Linked DNA regions of Homo sapiens: region 2 is linked to region 1. Evidence: chromatin loops called from intact Hi-C (ENCODE). Cell type or tissue: IMR-90. All regions are shown on one strand. Links, peaks and the distances in the headings refer to the core of each region. The heading gives the core; the rest is flanking DNA.

The links. A loop is a pair of places that touch in the nucleus more often than their neighbours do. Peaks named below come from ENCODE experiments on the same cell type or tissue, not always from the same donor. Only the 100,000 strongest peaks of a DNase experiment are listed, where the experiment ranks them.
Region 2: a loop joins it to region 1, with 25 times the contacts of the local background. A loop is called at or near these places in 4 of 110 quality-filtered maps.

The regions. Positions count from the first base shown.
Region 1 is chr12:117,832,199-117,842,758 of GRCh38, forward strand. All of the region lies in intron 3 of KSR2 (kinase suppressor of ras 2), which reads right to left. LOC105370011 (a long non-coding RNA gene) reads left to right here and starts at 568. Exons shown (of 3, transcript XR_945403.3): 1 at 568-651; 2 at 1,967-2,039. RefSeq lists an enhancer at 4,021-4,566. In IMR-90, for the core only: a CTCF peak has its summit at 5,221 (motif pointing left); a DNase peak (open chromatin) is centred at 5,203.
Region 2 is chr12:116,701,036-116,709,091 of GRCh38, forward strand. No RefSeq gene overlaps it. Among named protein-coding and RNA genes, the nearest start is that of SPRING1, 33 kb to the right of the region's middle. RefSeq lists an enhancer at 6,787-6,836. In IMR-90, for the core only: a CTCF peak has its summit at 2,356 (motif pointing right); no DNase peak of the experiment used is centred there.

The sequences.
Region 1 (10,560 bases), core at 3,193-8,192:
ACTTGAATCCAGGAGGCGGAGTTTGCAGTGAGCCAAGATCATGCCATTGCACTCCAGCCTGGGAGACAAGAGCAAAACTCCATCTCAAAAACAAAACAAAACAAAACAAATCTTGTACCGTGTCCGCATCCACATGTTTTAGGGGAGGAAACCAGAGCTACAAGGCAATTTATTTCAACAGAGAAATTCCCCCCTCTTCTTTGCTAATGGCTACAGATAAAGCTACAGACCCAGCGTCATCAACAAAAGTAGCAATTGACATTTGTTGAGCACAGAGAATGCAGCAGGGCTGAGCTGCAAGCTTTTATCTGCATCACCTCACTGCGTCCTCAATGCCACCATCTAAGGAAGATGCAGGTATTGTTGCAGTGTTCCTGTTACAGAGAGCCACGGAGGTCAGGCCAGTAGCTGCCTGATGTCACAGAGCAAGCTGGAGGCAGGATGGCATCAGCATTCCAATCTGCCCTTTCCAGAGCCCTAGAGAGCAGGGTGCTCCTTCAGACCCCAGGCCTTGTCTCTAGCCCTTCCTAAGTCATCTCACTTCTCCCTACTTCTCACCTTCTGCCTTGGGTCCAACCTACTCCTAGGCTATGAAGCCATCCACCAGCCTTACCTAGGCACAGGCCAATGCACTGCTGCCTGGGACAACAGGTCACTGCAGGTGATGGGTTTACGTCCCTTGAAAATCAGTCTGAACTCTTGAAGTCCACGGGCTTTCAGACAGACCCAGGAGAGACCAGTGGCATGACCCTGGCCAAGTGGCTTCTGCACAGCACGTGGGCTCCCAACAAATACCCTGCCTTCCTTTTGCTCTTTCAGAGCCTTCGTGGGGCGGGGGGTGGTGGAGGCGGGAAGGTGGGGCGGTATGTAGTGGTGGTTTCACCCTAAGTTCTGAGCACAATGCTGGCTTTGTGACTTACCCAAGCTGTGCGGCCTTTGCTAGGCCCAGGCACCTCTCTGAATTCTATCTCCTCCCTTTTTACAAGGGACGGGACAACTCATAGCTTAGAAAGTTGTAATAAAAATCAAAGGAAGTCATCCATGGAAATTCCTCACACATGATGTGTCTAGCACACTGTAAACGTGGACCAATGCCTTATACATAGTAGAGGAATGTTAAATATCTGTGCAGAAACCCTTGGGACAGGAGTGCATTTGGGGGTGGGGGTTGGAGTTTTCTTAGAGACAGGGTCCTGCTCCGCCACCCAGGCAGGAGTGCAGTGGCATGATCATAGCTCACTGCAGCCTCAAACACCTAGGCTCAAGAGATCCTCCAGCCTTGGCCTCCTGAATAGCTGGGACTACAGGCACACACGACCAAGCCCAGCTGATTTTTTTATTCTTTGTAGAGAAGTGGTCTTGCTATGTTGCCCAGGCTAGTCTTGAACTTCAGCCTCAAGCAATCTTCCTGTCACTCAAGCAAGCCTCCCAAGTCACTGGGATTACAAGTATGAGCCATTGTGCCTGGCCAGGGGTGCATTTTAAATCCTCTTTTTCCACATTCAGTGGCATCATGAATATTCAGAAAAGACCACCGGACACTAAGTCCTTCCTTCATGAAGAAATCTACAAGCTCTTTCATCTCAACCTATTTTGAACCCACCTTGATGTCATAATTCCCCTACCGTGATTTCCCAAAAAATCACAGTATCTTGTCTTAGAACCGGCAACACCTGGCGGGGCACTTTGGGAGGCCGAGGCAGGCGGATCGCTTGAGCCCAGGAGTTCAATACCAGCCTGGGCAACATGGTGAAACCCTGTCTGTACAAAAAAAAAAATTTTCATTAAAAAAATTAGCCAGGTATGGTGGCATACCCCTATAGTTCCAACTACTCTGGGGGCTGAGGGAGGAGGACGGCTTGAGCCTGGCAGGCAAAGGTTGCAGTGAGCCAAGATCAGGCTACTGCACTCAAGCCTGGGCAAGAGAGTGAGACCCTGTCTCAAAAAAAATAAAAAAAAAAAACAGAACTGGCATCACCCAAGAATCCGAAGGACTCGGCTGAATAAAGACCATGATCCGAAGTTAAAAGGAGTTTCAGGTAAATTCTGCTTCCACCCTCTGGTCAGTGGTACAAAGATCAAAGGAAAGTGGATGTAGTTGAGTACAACTCTGTCCTTCTTTCCAAAATCCAAACAAAACAAGTACACCTTTTCCAGGGCACCGTATGTTACTGACTTCAATACTGAAAGTTTGCAGGCAGCTTTGACATCACAAAATGGTCCAAAAAGATACTGGGGGTGGGGGGCGGGGTAGGGATTTTTTTTGAGCTATGGTGATTTGAATGAAAAAAGAAACTGTCCTGAGTAGATTGGAGATTTGGCATTTGATAGGCAATAAAATAAAATAATCAACCCAGGAGGCAACAGGAGAAGCCCAAACATAGCCTTTGAACTCAATGGAGGGGTTTATTCTCCTAGAAAACTTCCCCTGACCTTGCTCGGGCTGCGGTGAGGCTCCTCCTCTGGGCTTCCCAGCCCCTGTGCTTCCCCAGCCTGAGAAGAGCAATGAGAATCATACTAATAGTAATATATGATAATCACACTAATACCATGCACTGAGTACTTCCTACAGCATTTGAGCTGAGACCCAAATAATGAAAAGGAGCTGGCTCACAGAAACAGTATTGCAGGCAGAAGAAACAAATGCAAAGGTGGGAATTAATTTTTTTATGTTCAAAGAATCCAAAAAAGGTGTCACTGAGTGGATATAGGGATCAATGCAGTAATAGTAACAACAGTTAGAAGCTGTGCGGGTAAACCAGAGAGCCGTCTTCGAGGGCAGGGATGCAGTTTCTGCTGGCAGCTCACTGGCTGGGCATGAAAATCGAACCCGAGACACAGAGTCCAGGGAAAAAGGGGCTTATGGGCCATCCATCCTGTCCTCAGGCATTTGGCAGACCAAGACACCAGGCTCAGTGAGGCCATGTGGCTGACCCAGGCTCCCATAACCAGAGAAGTCAGGGGCAGAGCCAGAACCGAAGCATCCTGCCTCCAGCCCTGAGCTCCGTCTGCTGTTGCCCCCTTTCATGGGTGATCAGGAGCTGTTTATCTGCAAAACTGATGGAAGTTTTAACAAGGTCCCTGGGGAGACAGGGAGAGATGGTGCATGTATGTGTGTGCATGGCGAGTTGGAGGGAGGGTGGTATATCACGGTTCCTCGCTTTCATCTGGTTCCTGTTAATTGGACTAAAGACCCCTGGGAAAACCATGCTCTGGGCATGATAAGCCAAACCCCAACTCAGTTATGGTTTTCTGTGCTTTACAGAACCTCAGTGTTCACAAAAGCTCCTGGCTTTCATCTGGCCTCAGAATACAGAAGTTGTCGTCAGTGTCGTCATAATCATTATCCTCCTCCTTAGAACCAAAGCGGCTATGTTCCTGGAGCGCTTAGGATCAGTCAAGCCAGTGGCTCTCAGCCCAGAGTGATTTTGCCGCAGGGGACATTTGACAGTGTCTGTAGGCATTTTTGATGGTCACTACCAGGGGCTAGGGGGTTGGATGCTACTGGCATCCAGTGGGTAGAGGCCAGGGATGCTGTTAAACATCTTCCAAGGCATGGGACAGTCCCCACCACAATTTTCCAGCCCCAAATGTCAACAGTGCCAAGGTTGAGAAACCCTAGGGGCTAGCCCTTTTTGTGCTGTAATTGGAGACCACCAAGAAAACCTCCTACTTGGGACCTGAGATGTAATGACTGACATCAGAGAGGATTAACGATGAGCACTGTTGTTAAGCAAGGCCGCCTACCCTACAGCCTCCAGACAGTCTGCAGTTAGGAAGTACCCTCCGTAAACTGACAACCCCCTACAGAAAATCCCTTTAGTCTAGAAACTTGCCCACTCTTGGGGAGTAAAAATATTTCCATAAAAGACTATTGGGAAACTTTTCCCAACCTCCCAAATATGTTAAAAGAAGATTGCGATTGGGTGCTAACTTTTTTCTGCTCCAAAGTACTAAAAGGGGTCAGAACACTGTCTTCCATCCACAGGGCAGTAGCATCGTCAAGTTTAGGGCCTGATGGAAGTCACAGGCAACACCCTCAACTGTCGGTACCCATCATGGAGTGGACTTCAACAGCTCTGGGGCCCCGAGACCATTCAGTTCCTGTGGAATCTACCTTCCAGAAAGATACTGGAGGCAGAACAGGCAATGCCAACACCGTACTTATTAGGAAATGGAGAGAAACCTTTCACTTCACCATTCTCTTTGGGTTGTATGATTCCCAATTCACCCCAGCCAAAAGGAGCACAGCAAAGTCCCGCTCAGATGGAGAGGTTGTCCCAGACAGAGGCAAAAGCACACATCACCTCCCTTAAACATCACAACACTAAAAGACTCGCTATCATGATGCCTGTTTCAAAGACAGAGGTTCCGATAGGGAAGAGGCTGGACCCGTGGCCCAGGCAGGACTCACATCCCAGGCTCAGGACTCATATGCCTTCCTGACTGTGCCACAAACCAACCAGGGCAGCTGAATGACGCAGCCGGGAGGCCCAGCCCCTTGCCAACTGTGGCCCGTGTCTTTTTTATCAGTGCACCCCACTGCAGGGAATGTGGCAAGCACCAGAACACTGATTTCAACTGAAGCAAGTCCAGCCACTTCTCATCGTAGCCATTCTTTAGACAGCCTCTCGGGAGGGCTCCCATGCAGCTGGGGGTGCCCCAGGCCGGGCCCCAAGCTCTTTCCAGATGTCTCCCAAGGGAATGAAGCCACTGCCTAGAGTTTTTTCTGTCGCTTCGGAGCTCCCTTTGCATCTCCACTAGTTATTATTTGGAGGCTGCATTTCAATGTTCCTTCTTTACAGTTCATTTTCTCCTCTTAATTGGTCTTGCAGTGTGGCAGGGAGACCAACGCAAGAGCATCATGACATGAATGCGGAAGGAAGGTGAGTGGCAGCAAGGCCCCGTCGGAGTAGGCTGCTCTGATAGATGCCTCTGCCGTTCACTAGGGGCCAGCCGGGAAAGAAACCCAGGGTCTCCCCTGGCTTCCAGCCTGCCTGCCGAGAAAGCTCGGTCTGTGAAACAGAATTAAGCCAGCATTAGTCCCTGCTGTAGCTGGGTCAAGCCCTCCTCCTCTCTCAGACTCAGTTTTTCCTTACTTAAAAGTTGAGATGATCAGACCGAGGTTCCTGCCAGTTTCTACATTACTATGCATCTTGTGCACCGATTTCAAGACAATTTTGACGTCTCCGCTAAAGGAAGCTTATCGGGCAGCGCCTCCTGGTGGCCAAACATGACACTGCGCCATCAAGAGGTGGCCCTGGTCGTATGGTGTCCAAGAAAACACTGGGAGGAAAAGGCATCCCAGTGTCTACGGCCAAGCAGCTACGTGCCCCTAACTTTTTCAAGCAAGGAGCCTAGGATTGAAAGCAACAATGCAGCCCTGACGCTCAGTTCCTCCACCCTACGTGATCATGATGGCACAAGGTCTTTACAAGTGGAGCTTGAAAAATCTGTCAGCCCGAGCCACTGAGAGCATCCTGGTATCCGGTTACAAAGCTGGTCTGCCTCATTTCTCCTCCACAAAGTACCAGATAGAGAAGGAAAGAAACAAAGGCGCTAAAGAAAGAAAATGATCAGATGATGAAGCTAAACTGAGCTCTGTTCCCAAGGACAGGGCTGATGTTGGGGGTAGGGAAGTACCGTCTCCCACCCTCCCAACTCAAAGCAACAGGTTCTCTGTGTGGGGAAAGGAGGACCATTTAAGGTTTCCTGTTTGAAGAGTGAAGTCAGTGGGGGAAATTCGGAGTGTAGGGCAACCCCACATTTCTGAATCCCATCAGGATGGTGGTCACACTCACCCAAAGAAAGCCACAGACTCCTATATAGGAGTGACCTTCAGAGAGTACTATCCAGACAGCATCTGTGTACAGCACTCCAAAGACAACGAGATGTGGTCCCCACTCCCCAAAGAACTCAGTCTGATGCAGAACAGACCCCAAAAGTCAGCACAATGGACCATGCATAACGTTTTGGGTTGGGTTTTTGAGACGGAGTCTCGCACTGTCACCCGGGCTGGAATGCAATGGCACAATCTCAGCTCACTGTAACCTCTGCCTCCCAGATTCACGCAATTCTCCTGCCTCAGCCTCCCAAGTAGCTGGGATTACAGGCGCACACCACCACACCCAGCTAATTTTTTGTATTTTTAGTAGAGATGGGGTTTCACTGTGTTAGCCAGACTGGTCTCGAACTCCTGACCTTGTGATCTGCCCACCTCAGCCTCCCAAAGTGCTGGGATTACAGGTGTGAGCCACCATGCCCAGTCAGGACCATGTATAATGAAAGTTTTGGGTGAAACTGATGTGGGTTTGAGCACAAGCTCTACCAGGTACTAGCTGTGTGACCCTAGGCATCTCACCCTCTCTGGGCGTGTGCCTCCTTCCTGCCTTCCCCTGAGCACTTACTATAGGAAGTTCTTGATCAATTACAGCCCCCTATAAATGTTGTACCACTTGTGCAAATATTCATTCACCCCCACTACAGAGTTCTCCACAGTCAATGCCTCCCCAGCCTCTTCATGTATTTATTGCCCTCCTCCAAAAGGAAGTTCTTCTTTACATCAGACCAAAATCTCCCCTGACTTAGACATGTATGTATTTGTTTTAATTGACACTCACTATTTCTAGCTTGGTCTTTTACAAAAAGGGTTAGCAAACATTTTCTCTAAAAAGCTTGACAGTAAATATTTCAGGTTTTGTGGGCCATACGGTCTCTGTCACACTACACAATTCTGATGTTGCAGCGTGAAAACAGCCATAGACAAAGTGGAAACAAATAGGTATGGCAGTGTTCCAATAAAACTTTATTTACAAAAGCAGGTGGAGGGCTGACTTTGGCCCGTGGGCTATACTTGGTCAACCCCTGTTTTAGAGAGAAAATCTCTCATTATCTGATCACTATCCCTCCCACACGATCTCATTCCTGATACACAGACAGAAAGTGCTTTGGCTTCACTTCTCTCCCCTAGGGCAAATTATAAAGGCTTCAACCTTCCCCTCCAAGGACATAATTTCTGTGATTAGATTATGACAGTTCATTTGTTCGTTAATTCATTCAATGATACTTTTGCAACCATGCTAAGTAGTTTGTAGGAAATGAACAAAGTGCTGCGTTTAGAGTGTACGGTCTGGAATCAGCCCGAGCTCAAGTGCTGGTACCCCGCAATTTACTGGCCATGTGACCTTGGTTGGGTACCATGGTTCACCCCTCTGTGCCTTCATTCTCTTATCTGAAAACTGGGGAATACAAAAGTCCCTGTCTCATGGGGATATCTGACGATTAAGTGAAATAACCCTCAAAATCAGCTCAGAACACCGCCTGACACTCAGTATGTTTTTAATATTTTATCGTTATTATTTTGTTTATTAAAAGATGGCTCTTGCTATCTAGGAATTTCCAGTCTAATATGGGAGATTTAGATATCAAAGCAACTACAAGATAACTGCCCAATGACTATGGCCGAAGATCGACACAGGTGCAATCAAGGAAATCCTCCCCGCAGTGGTCAGGAGTTGCCTAAGCCATGGGAAGGTTTACTTTAGAAAGATGCAGCCCAGAAAGTTTTTCCTTTTGAACAGATGCAAAGGGACGGTGAATCAGTGAGAAAACCATTGAAACCTGGGAGGTCAGAGCATCCTGCCCCACCAGGCATCAGCAGCAGAGAAGAAAGTATCACAGTACAGATGAAAGTAAGCAAACAGGGTTCGAGGAGGATTCTTTTCCTTCAAACTTTCTCATTTAAGTTACACAACTACTTATTTGTTGCCCAGAAAGACAGAAAATGCAGAAGGGCAAAAGAAAGAAAATCATCACCCTTAACCAAAGAACAGCTATGCTAAATATCCAAGTGGATTTCCTTCCAGACTTTTTTCCCATTTTATTTTATTTTACTTTATTTTATTTTATTTTTTTTTTTGAGATGGAGTCTCCCTCTGTCACCCAGGCCAGAGTGCAATGCGCAATCTTGGCTGTCTGCAGCGTCCGCCTCCAGGGTTCAAGCCATTCTCCTGCCTCGACGCTCTGAGTAGCTGGAACTATAGGCGTGCACCACAACGCCTGGCTAATTTTTGTATTTTTAGTAGAGATGGGGTTTCACCATGTTGGCCAGGCTGTTCTTGAACTCCTGACCCCAGGTGATCCACCCACCTTGGCCTCCCAAAGTGCTGGGATTACAGGTGTGAGTCACCACACCTGGCCTATTTATTTATTTATTGAGATGGAATCTTGCTCTGTTGCCCAGGCTGGAGTGCAGTGGCATGATCTCAGCTTACTGCAGCCTCCACCTCCTGGGTTCAAACAATTATCCTGCCTCAGCCTCTCAAGTAACTGGGACTATTGGCATGCACCACCATGCCCAGCCAAATTTTATATTTTTAGTGGAGACAGGGTTTCACCATTTTGGCCAGGTTGGACTCAAAATCCTGACCTCCAGTGATCCATCTGCCTCGGCATCCCAAAGTGCTGGGATTACAGGCGTAAGCCACCACGCCTGTCCCCATGCAGCTGTTTAAAAAATACTAAGCCAGGCATGGTGGCTTACGCCTATAATCCCAACACTCTGGGAGGCCGAGGTGGGCGAATCACGAGGTCAGGAGTTTGAGACCAACCTGGCCAACATGGTGAAACCCCGTCTCTACTAAAAATACAAAAAATTAGCTGGGCATAGTGGTGGGTGCCTGTAATCCCAGCTACTTGGGAGGCTGAGGCAGGAGAATTGCTTGAACCTGGGAGGCAGAGGTTGCAGTGAGCCGAGATTAAGCCGCTGCAATCTAGCCGGGGCGACAGAGTGATTCTGTCTCAAAAAAAAAAAAAAATTGCTAAGTAACATACCAATGTGGATGCAAATTATGGTCAATGCGGTGCTTTCTTTTTCTCTCCCAAACAATAGCTTGGGTACTTCTCACACGAGTGTATAAGTTGGTAATCAGGGAAATAATTAGAGAAAGCAAAAAGCCACCTGAGTGAAAATCATGACTATAATGAACTGGAGCCATCTCCCCTCAGCATATTTTAAAGGAAGGCAAGAATAATTTTGCTCCAAATAATAACAAATATTTTCATCCTCCTTGCCCTTTCTGCCTTCCCCCTGCATGTTCCCTGCAAGTTTCAAACATAATCATGCGCCCACAGAAGCCTCCCATCCTCCCTCAGGACCGTGGCTGGGAAGGACAGAGATACTGATGGAGAGTCAAATCTGCTGGGAATGTTCCCATCTGTGAAACTGGGCGTGCAGCCTAATCTGCCCACCACTCATATGGTTGCGAGGCTAAAACAAGATCACCTGCATGCAGGTGCTTCCTAAAACTGAAGGTGCTCTGCAAATGTGCAATATTATTTGATATTTACATGCAGCCTTTAAATAATTTCTTTTTATCTCAGTTCCAGTGTAAGCTGCTACAAAAGCCCCAAAGGGTTGCTCCCTCAAGCTGAGCAAATGGAAACACAGGGACCACTCAGAGTTAAGGAGAAAGCCATTCATTCCCACCACTTTTTTATGTGGGAAGCCTCCGCTTAACAGGAGTCAGACAGAAATGAGTTCAAACCCCGCCTCTGACACTTAGTTGCTGTGTGACCACCACCCCCCTCCCAGGCAAGGGCTCTACCTTTCTGAGCCTCAGTTTTCTTACCAGAAAATAGGAATAATAATCCTACGGACCTCATGAGGTTGTTGAAGAATTAAATGAGCAGGTGCTGCGTGACTTGGCCCAGTAAGAACTCAATCAATATTTGTCGCTGCTGTTATCATCAACCACTAGCATTCACTCAGTCACTCCGTGACTACTTCTTGCATTCCAACTCTGAGCCAGATGCAGGGAGAATTCCAACACAGGGGTTCTCAAAGCGTGTTCCCCAAACCAGCAGCACCAGCGTCGCCTGGGAACTTGTTAATGCAGATTTCTGGGCACTGCCCCGGACTGGCTGAAGCAGGAACTCTGGGAGTGGAACCCTCTGGGGGATTCTGATACATGTTGAGGTTTTGAGCACCACTGTTCTTGTGGAAAGGGGTATGAAAATAAACAAAATCATTTTAGATATGCTAGAGACTATGATAGGATAGAGAGTGGCCAGGATGGAAGTGGGACTCTGAGAAGCTGGCAGTTGGGCTGAGTCCAAAATGACAAGGAATCAGCCAGAGGAAGATTGAGGCAGGGTATTCCAGGCAGAAAGAAGGGCTGTGCAAAGGCCCTGGGGCAGGCGTTGTGAAGAAGAGAGGGTAGCTGGGTGCAATGAGCCAGTGAAAACATCAGCAGATAGGGACCAGATCGGGAGCCCAGGGACAGGACTGGGGGTCTCATTCTAAGATGTAATAGTCTGTTTGGAGCTGACTCAGTTCATGTAGTTTCATGGAACCCACAAACCTCAAAGAGTTCAGGCCCTGCCAAGCACAAGTTCAATGTCAATTCTGCACCCAATTCTTCTGCCCAGCACCTCGTGGATGCCAGGAATAAAAAGAGAAAGTGACTACAGCGCTGATCAGAGATGACAGCCAGAGAGTCGGGTTCTCTTTGTTCTCATTGGGGGGGTTCCACAAAAGCCAGATGCTGGCCACATGAAGCA
Region 2 (8,056 bases), core at 213-5,212, 1.1 Mb before region 1:
TGCCACGTGTAAGGGGCAGAGTTGGATGGAAGCCCAGGTCTGTCTGCTCAAGCCCACTCAGCTCTCTGTGCTGGGTTCCATTCTCCCATGCCACACATACAAGTGTATTCTTAGTATGTTTCTTTCCTTTGCTTTTTTCGTTGAAGAGCTGGGGTCTCACTATGCTGCCCAGACTGGTCTCAAACTCCTGGGCTCAAGTGATCCTCCCACATCAGCCTCCCAAAGTGCTGGGATTACAGGCATGAGCCACCGCCCCTGGCCATCTTCGTATATTTCTTAGTATATTCAGAGTTGCACAGCCATTCTCACAATCAATTCTAGAATATTTTCATTACCTCCCTGAAAGAAATCCCATATCAATTAGCCATCACTCCCCATTTCCCCCAGTCCCTTCAGCCCCAAGCAACCACTAATCTACTTTCTGTCTCTACAGATGTGCCTATATTCCGATTTGCCATTTCTCGTTAAGTGGAATCATAGATGATGTGGCCTTTGTGACTAGCTTCTTGTTTAGGATTTAGCATCAGGCTGCCGAGTTTCATCCATGTTGTAGCATGGATCAGCACTTCCTTCCTTTTTGTGGCTGAGTAATATTCCACTGTTTGGGTAGACCACATTTTGTTTATGGTTGAATAATATTCCACTGCATGGGTAGACCACATTTTGTTTAAATATTCCTCTGCTGATGAACATCTGGGCTATTTCTACCTTGTGGCTACTGGAATAGTGCTGTTGTAAATATTTGTGTACACATTTTTCCGTACATTTTAGAAAATCACATTTTTGTGCCTTTTGTTAAAGACTGAAAGAAAAGTTATAAACACATGCTCTCATTGAACAGTGTTACAAATATTTATTGAAACGACTGAGGCATTTAGGGCAGGATAAAGCAGCTGGGTATGGTAAAAAGAAAAGTGAGTCAAAAGTCAAGGCCGGGCATGGTGGCTCACGCCTGTAATCCCAGCATTTTGGGAGGCCGAGGCGGGGGGATTGTTTAAGTCCAGGAGTTCGAGACCAGCCTGGCCAACATAGCGAAATCCTGTCTCTGCTAAAAATACAAATATTAGCTGGGCATGGTGGTTTGTGCCTGTAGTCCCAGCTACTTGGGGGGCTGAGGCAGGAGGATCACTTGAACCTTGGGAGGTTGAGGCTGCAGTGAGCCGTGATCGCACCACTGCACTCCAGCCTGGGTGAAGGAATGAGACCCTGTCTCAAAAAAAAAAAAACAAAAAAGTCAACATACAGAATGATTGATCTTTTTGATTCATTCACTAAATACTTATTAAAATATCTCCTGAGCATAAGATGGTATCCTGGGTACTGATGATTTCACTCCCTAGCTAGTCTATCATTCCATTATTATTATTATTATTATTATTATTATTATTATTATTATTATTTTCAGATGGAGATTCACTCTTTTCACCCAGGCTGGACTGCAGTGGCATAATCTCTGCTCACTGCAACCTCCACCTCCCAGGTTCAAGCGATTCTCCTGCCTCAACCTCCCGAGTAGCTGGGATTACATGTGCATGCCACCAGCCCTGGCTAATTTTTGTATTTTTAGTAGACATAAGGTTTCCCATGTTGGCCAGGCTGGTCTCCAACTCCTGACCCCAAGTGATCCGCCCGCCTTGGCCCCTCAAAGTGCTGGGATTACAGGTGTGAGCCACTGCACCTGGCCTATCATTCCTTGAAAAATACAAAGTTGCTGCTGTTCTAGAAAACAATCAAAGGTCAATCATTTGTCTTTTCAGGGCCTCCTCTTCTCATCAGCAGGCAGGGACAGTGCATCGACCCAGAGGCCTGGGAGAGGCAGGAATAATGATGCGCCAGAGAGAATTCTGGCTTCGGGAGAATCAGAGACTTAACAAATATAATGCTGACAATATGACCATTATGACACAAGAAACTATTTGTATCCATTGTCCTTTCCTCGCCTGAAATAACCTATTGCTTCCTACTCGGTGATGACATTTTTCAGGCACCAAGAGTTGCCCGTGGAACAAGAAGTACATAAACTTCCTTGCTTTGTAGAAAACAGATTCCGTTTTATAAGTGGTTTAGTATTTAGACACTACCTCCAAAGGTTGGGAAGGCCCTTACAAAGCAACAGGAGTCGGCCAGAATGAAAAGAATCAGCCGATGGCTGGGAGGCGGAGGCTTCAGTGAGCCGAGATCGCACCACTGCACTCCAGCCTGGGCGACAAAAGTGAGACTCCATCTCAAAAAAATAAAAATAAAAAAATAAAAATAAATAAAGGAATGATAGACTTGCCAATCTGCCTTGGAGAAGCAACAGACGGCTAAATCGTAGGGTTCCTGGCATTGCATTTGCCCACATTTGCCAGCAGATGGCGACGTGATCCTGCAATGTTGCATTAGTGCAACCCCGGGCAATGAAAGGTCAGGGACAGGGCACCTGAAGCTGGCTACTTGGAGACTTGGGAACCTCATCTATTGCTTTGCAGAGGTCCGAACACCACTAAACACATTTGGGAGGGAGGAACAGAGGAAGGTCGACCAATGACGTGTTTAAAACAGCTGCAAGGATCGGATGAAATTTGCAATTGGCTTGAGCTTGAACTCCAGATAATCTCCAGAATAAAGACATGGGGGTGGGAGTTAAAACAAAGAACTTGATGCAAATTAGGGTCAAACAATGATCCCCTTATGGCACATCCATTCCAAGGAATATCTTCAGTCATTAGAAAACCAAGTGGTGGTCTGAGCACGGTGGCTCATGCCTGTAATCCCAGGGCTTTGAGAGGCTGAGGCAGGCAGATCACTTGAGGCTGATTCAAAACCAGCCTGGCCAACATGGCAAAACCCCATCTTTACTAAAAACACAAAAATTAGCCGGGCATGGTGGCATGCACCTGTAATCCCAGCTACTCTGGAGGCTGAGGCAGGAGAATCTCTTGAACCTCAGAGGCAGAGGTTGCAGTGAGCTGAGACCACACCACTGCACTCCAGCCTGGGTGACCCAGTGAGACTCTGTCTCAAAAAAAGAAAAAAAGAAAAAAAAATTAGACAAATTGAACTTCATCAAAATTAAACTTCTATGCTTCCAAGAACGCCATCAAAAAAGTGAAAAAAACCAACCACAGAAAGGGAGGAAATATTTGCAAATCTGATCTAGAATATATAAAGAATTCTAACAACTCAAAAATGAAAAGACATAAAAGCTAATTTTAAAATGGGCAAAGGATTTAGATACATCTCTCTCCAGAGAAGATACACAAATGGCCAATAAGCACATGAAAAGATGTTCAACATCATCAGCCATCAGAGATGTGCAAGTCAAAACCATCCTGCGATAGACCCCACTTTACATCCACTAGGATGGCTATAATTTTAAAAAGCAGACAATGACAAGTGTTGGCAAGGATGTGATGAGAAATTGGAATCCTTGTACATTGTGGGTGGAAATGCAAAATGGTATAGCTGCTTTGGCAAACAGTCTAGTAGTTCCTCAAAAGGGGAAACACTGATCAAATTTGACCCAGCAATTCCACTCTTTCATATCCCAAGAAAACTAAAAACATAATTCATGTCCACGAAAAACTTGGACATGAATTTTAAAGCAGCATTATTGGCCAGGTGTAGTGGCTCACGCTTGTAATTCTAGCACTTTGGGAGGCCAAGGCGGGCAGATCACTTGAGGTCAGGAGTTCAAGACCAGCCTGGCCAACATGGCGAAACCCTGTCTTTACTAAAAAAAAAAAAAATACAAAAATTAGCCAGGCATGGTGGCACATGCCTGTAATCCCACTATTTGGGAGGCTGAGGCAGGAGATAACTTGAACCCGGGAGGCAGAGGTGGCAGTGAGCCAAGATCGCACCACTGCACTCCAGCCTGGGCAATAGAGCGAGACTGTCTCAAAAAAAAAAAAAAAAAGAAATAAAGAAAAGAACAGAAAAAAATCATTATTCATGAGAGCCAAAAGCGGAAACAATCCAGATGTCCATCAACAGATGAGTATTTTAACAAAATGTGGTATAGCCACACAATGGAATACTATTCGGTCATACAAAGGGATGGAGTACTGGTCCATGCTACAACATGATTGAACCTTGAAAACATCATTTTAAGTGAAGGAAGCCAGACACAAAAGACTCTACTAAAAAGACCCTGTCTCCACTAAAAATACAAAAATTAGCCGGGCATGGTGGCATGTGCCTGTAGTCCCAGCAACTCGGGAGGTTGAGGCAGGAGAATCACCCAAACCCGGGAGGTGGAGGTTGCAGTGAGCTGAGATTGTGCCACTGCACTCCAGCCTGGCTGACAAGAGCGGAACTCCATCTCAATCAATCAATCAATCAATCAATCAATAAAATTGATAGTGGTAATGGATGCACAACTCTGTGAATAAAGTCATTGACTTGTATACTTCAAATGGGTGAATTGTAAGTAAATTATATCTCAATAAAGCTGTTACCAAAAAATCAAATGCTAGACTATTTAACATGGAAAACCATTCCCATTACATTGTTAGGTGAAGAAAGGGAGAGAGAGAGAATGGGGCCCCAGGGCTGCTGGGTTCCATAGCTCCCTGTGAATGATGGCCCTTGGAGATGCAGAATGAAATGTGGGATTTCACCCCTCTCCATGATCCATGCATGCGTGGTGGAAATTGACTCTGGCTGCCCAACTCCGCAGTGGCGTGCAACTCACTTTCTCTCCAACTCATCCTTCAAAGCCCTTTAAGGGATATTTGGTTACAACATGGTAAAATATAATGAGATTCCAATTTTTGTTTCTATTAAATATATTAATATATAAGCGCATGTGTGCATGAAAATAGATACACATCAAAGGATAACAGTGGTTGTCTACAGGTAGAAAGGTTATGGAGCTTTTATTTTCTCCTTCATATTTGTATTGCTCTAATTTTCTGTAATGCAGTGTATTAATTTGCAATTAGAAAAATATATATATGTATTTTAAAATGTGTCTATAACCCCAACACTTTGGGAGGCCAAGGTGGGCAGATTGCTAGAGTCTAGGAGTTCAAGACCACTTTGAGCAACATGGCAAAACCCCGTCTCTACAAAAATACAAAAAATTAGCCGGGCATGGTGGTGTGCACTTGTAGTCCCAGATACTCCGGAGGCTGAGGTGGGAGGATCACTTGAGCCTGGGAGGTTGAGGCTGCAGTGAACCGTGATCACACCAGTGTACTCCAGCCTGAGTGACAGAGCAAGACCCTGTCTCAAAAAAAAAAAAAATTAAAAGATAAAAATAAAAACATATTGTTTTATTCTGTAAGTCTTCTCTGCCTGCCTCACTCACATAGTAACACTCCTTTTATCCTCACATTTATAACCCTGTTTAACAGGTAGTGGCATAATTGCTTATCTTCTCCAACAGACATCTGAAGACAGATATCATTCCTAATTTATCATTCCATCCAAAACCCAGAAATGCCTGCCTTTGATATGCCTGGTGAACATAGTACGCATTACCAAATACTAAGCAGTATCTTCTGTGTGAAGCCTACATTAAAATTTTATTCAAGACTTTGTACCCTTTGAGGAGACAGTAATACAGTCCCTTCAATGCTTTATATTATCATGAAGGATTATTTCCCTTTTTGCCCTTGCTGCCAGGAAGCTTACTTGCATCAACTGTGTTGCTGGCTTACAGTTGCACATCTGATTCTAACTTTCTTCCTTGAGTCTAATGTGTGGCATTTCCTCAACTTCTTTTTGAAAATAAACCAGCTACACTCAGTGTAGCTCTATGCATGAGGTAGGAATAAATAAATAAATAGTGGCTACTCTGTTGAGGATAAAATATTTTCTTTGGAAATCCAAAGTGGTATTTTATCCTAAGAGGGATGGTAGCATCAACATCTAAGGGTGCTCAGGCACAATGTGTCCAGAACCAGAGGCTTGGAGCAACTCAGTTTTAAGCCCCGGAAGGGATGAAGCATCTTCCAGTTCTGTATACTCCCCAAGTACCTACACAGAGCTGGGCGAAGAGTAAGCACCCTTTAAATACCTGCTGCGTGAATACTCAGGGCTCAAAATTCCGTATCCTTGCCATGCAAGGGGTCACAAAGTTTAACCCAGGGTTTCTCAGCCTTAGCACTTCTGACACTCAGGCCAGTGAGTTCTTTGTTGTGGGCTGGTTGTCCTGGGTGTTGTGGGATGTTGAACAACATCCTTGGCCTCTACCCACCAGATGCCAGTAGCACCCCTGCACATAAATTTTTTGACAATCAAAAATGTCTTCGAACATTGCCAAATATCCCCTGGGGGCAAAATCTCCCTCTGGTTAAACAGCATGGGTTTTTGCCAGGTGTGGTGGCATGGGCCTGTAGTCCCGGCTACTTGGGAGGCTGAGGTGGGAGGATCACCTGAGATCAGGGATTGGAGACCAGCCTGGGCAACACAGCAAGATCCCATCTCTAAAAAAAAAAAAATTAAAAATTAGTCAGGCATGGTGGCTCATGCCTGTAGTCCCAGCTACTCAGGTGACTAAGATGGGAGGATCACTTGAGCCCAGGAGTTCGAGGCTGCAGTGAGCAGTGATTGTGCCACTGCACTCCAGCCTGGGCCACAAAGCAAAACTTTGTCTCAAAACAAACAAACAAAGAAACAAAAACAACAACAAAATGTCTTCAAACATTGCTTGAAGTGGGTGGTGTAAAATCTCCCACTGATTAAACAGCACTGGTTTCAAGCAACACCTTCCAGGTCCTAGAAGCCACCAACTACAATTCTAGAATACCAGGGCTGGAAGGACCCCATGCATTATCCTGTTGACATCCTTTCATAGACAGGCCAATGGGCCCAGAAATAAGAGACTGAGGCACAGCCCCTGCCCACAGGAAACAACAAAGGGTGATCAAAACGTGCCAAGGCAACGCGCTGCCCCGGCCCTGCTTGCACGCAGATTGGAGTTGCAGGTGGCTCCTCCATGTCATGGTGTAAACTTGTGCTAAAATTAACCTGAGCGTCTGAGACTTCCTCTATAAAATGACAAAAAAGAACACCTGGCTGGGCGCGGTGATTCATGCCCTGTAATCCCAGCACTTTGGGAGGCCAAGGTGGGCAGATCACCTGAGGTCAGGACTTCAAGACCAGCCGGCCAACATGATGAAACCCCATCTCTACTAAAAATACAAAAATTAGCCAGGCATAGTGGCATGCACCTGTAGTCCCAGCTACTTGGGAGGCTGAAACAGGAGAATCGCTTGAACCCGGGAGGCAGAGGTTGCAGTGAGCAGAGATCGCGCCACCGCACTCCAGCCTGGGTGACAGGACTCCATTCCAAGAGAAAAAAGAAAAGGAATGCCTGGCTGGGTGCAGTGGCTCACGCCTATAATAATCCCACCGTTTTGGGAGGCTGAGGCAGGCAGATCACTTGAGCCCAGGAGTTCAAGACCAGCCTGAGCAATATATCGAGATCCCCATCTCTACTAAACATTTTTAAAAAATAACTGGGTGTAATGATGTGTGCCTGCAGTCCCAGCTACTCAGGAGGCTGAGGTGGGAGGATCACTTGAGCCTGGGAGGTTGAGGCTACAGTGAACCAAGATCGCGCCACTGCACTCCAGCCTGGGTAACAGAGTGAGACCCTGTCTTGCTCTCTCTCTCTCTCTCTCTCTCTCTCACACACACACACAAAAGAAGAATGCTGGTCTCTGAAGATGGGGATGGGACGCTGCACGTGCAGAGTGGCACATGGCAAGTGCTTCATAAATGTTTTTCTTTGTCTGAGTATGAATGGTTAAGAGGCCTATCCCACTTTTCGTGTTGGCGGAGGGTGCAGGAGGAAGAAGGGGGTAGCTGTGAGTATTTATTTAAGCCTTGGGTCTTCTCTGCACCAGCAGCATGCCCAGTTCCCTCTTCTGCAAGGGCTACTTTCCTGAGTCCCTGTTCACAAAATCGCCCGGACCCAGGAAAGAGTCCTGATCTGTCATCCCCACCAGATGGTTCTCATCTATAGAAACAGCTTCATTGTTTTCAGGAGAGAGAGCTCCACGCAGGCACGGGGCCCATAATCTCTAGACAACGATCACATTGAGGACAGAAAACCTATGGC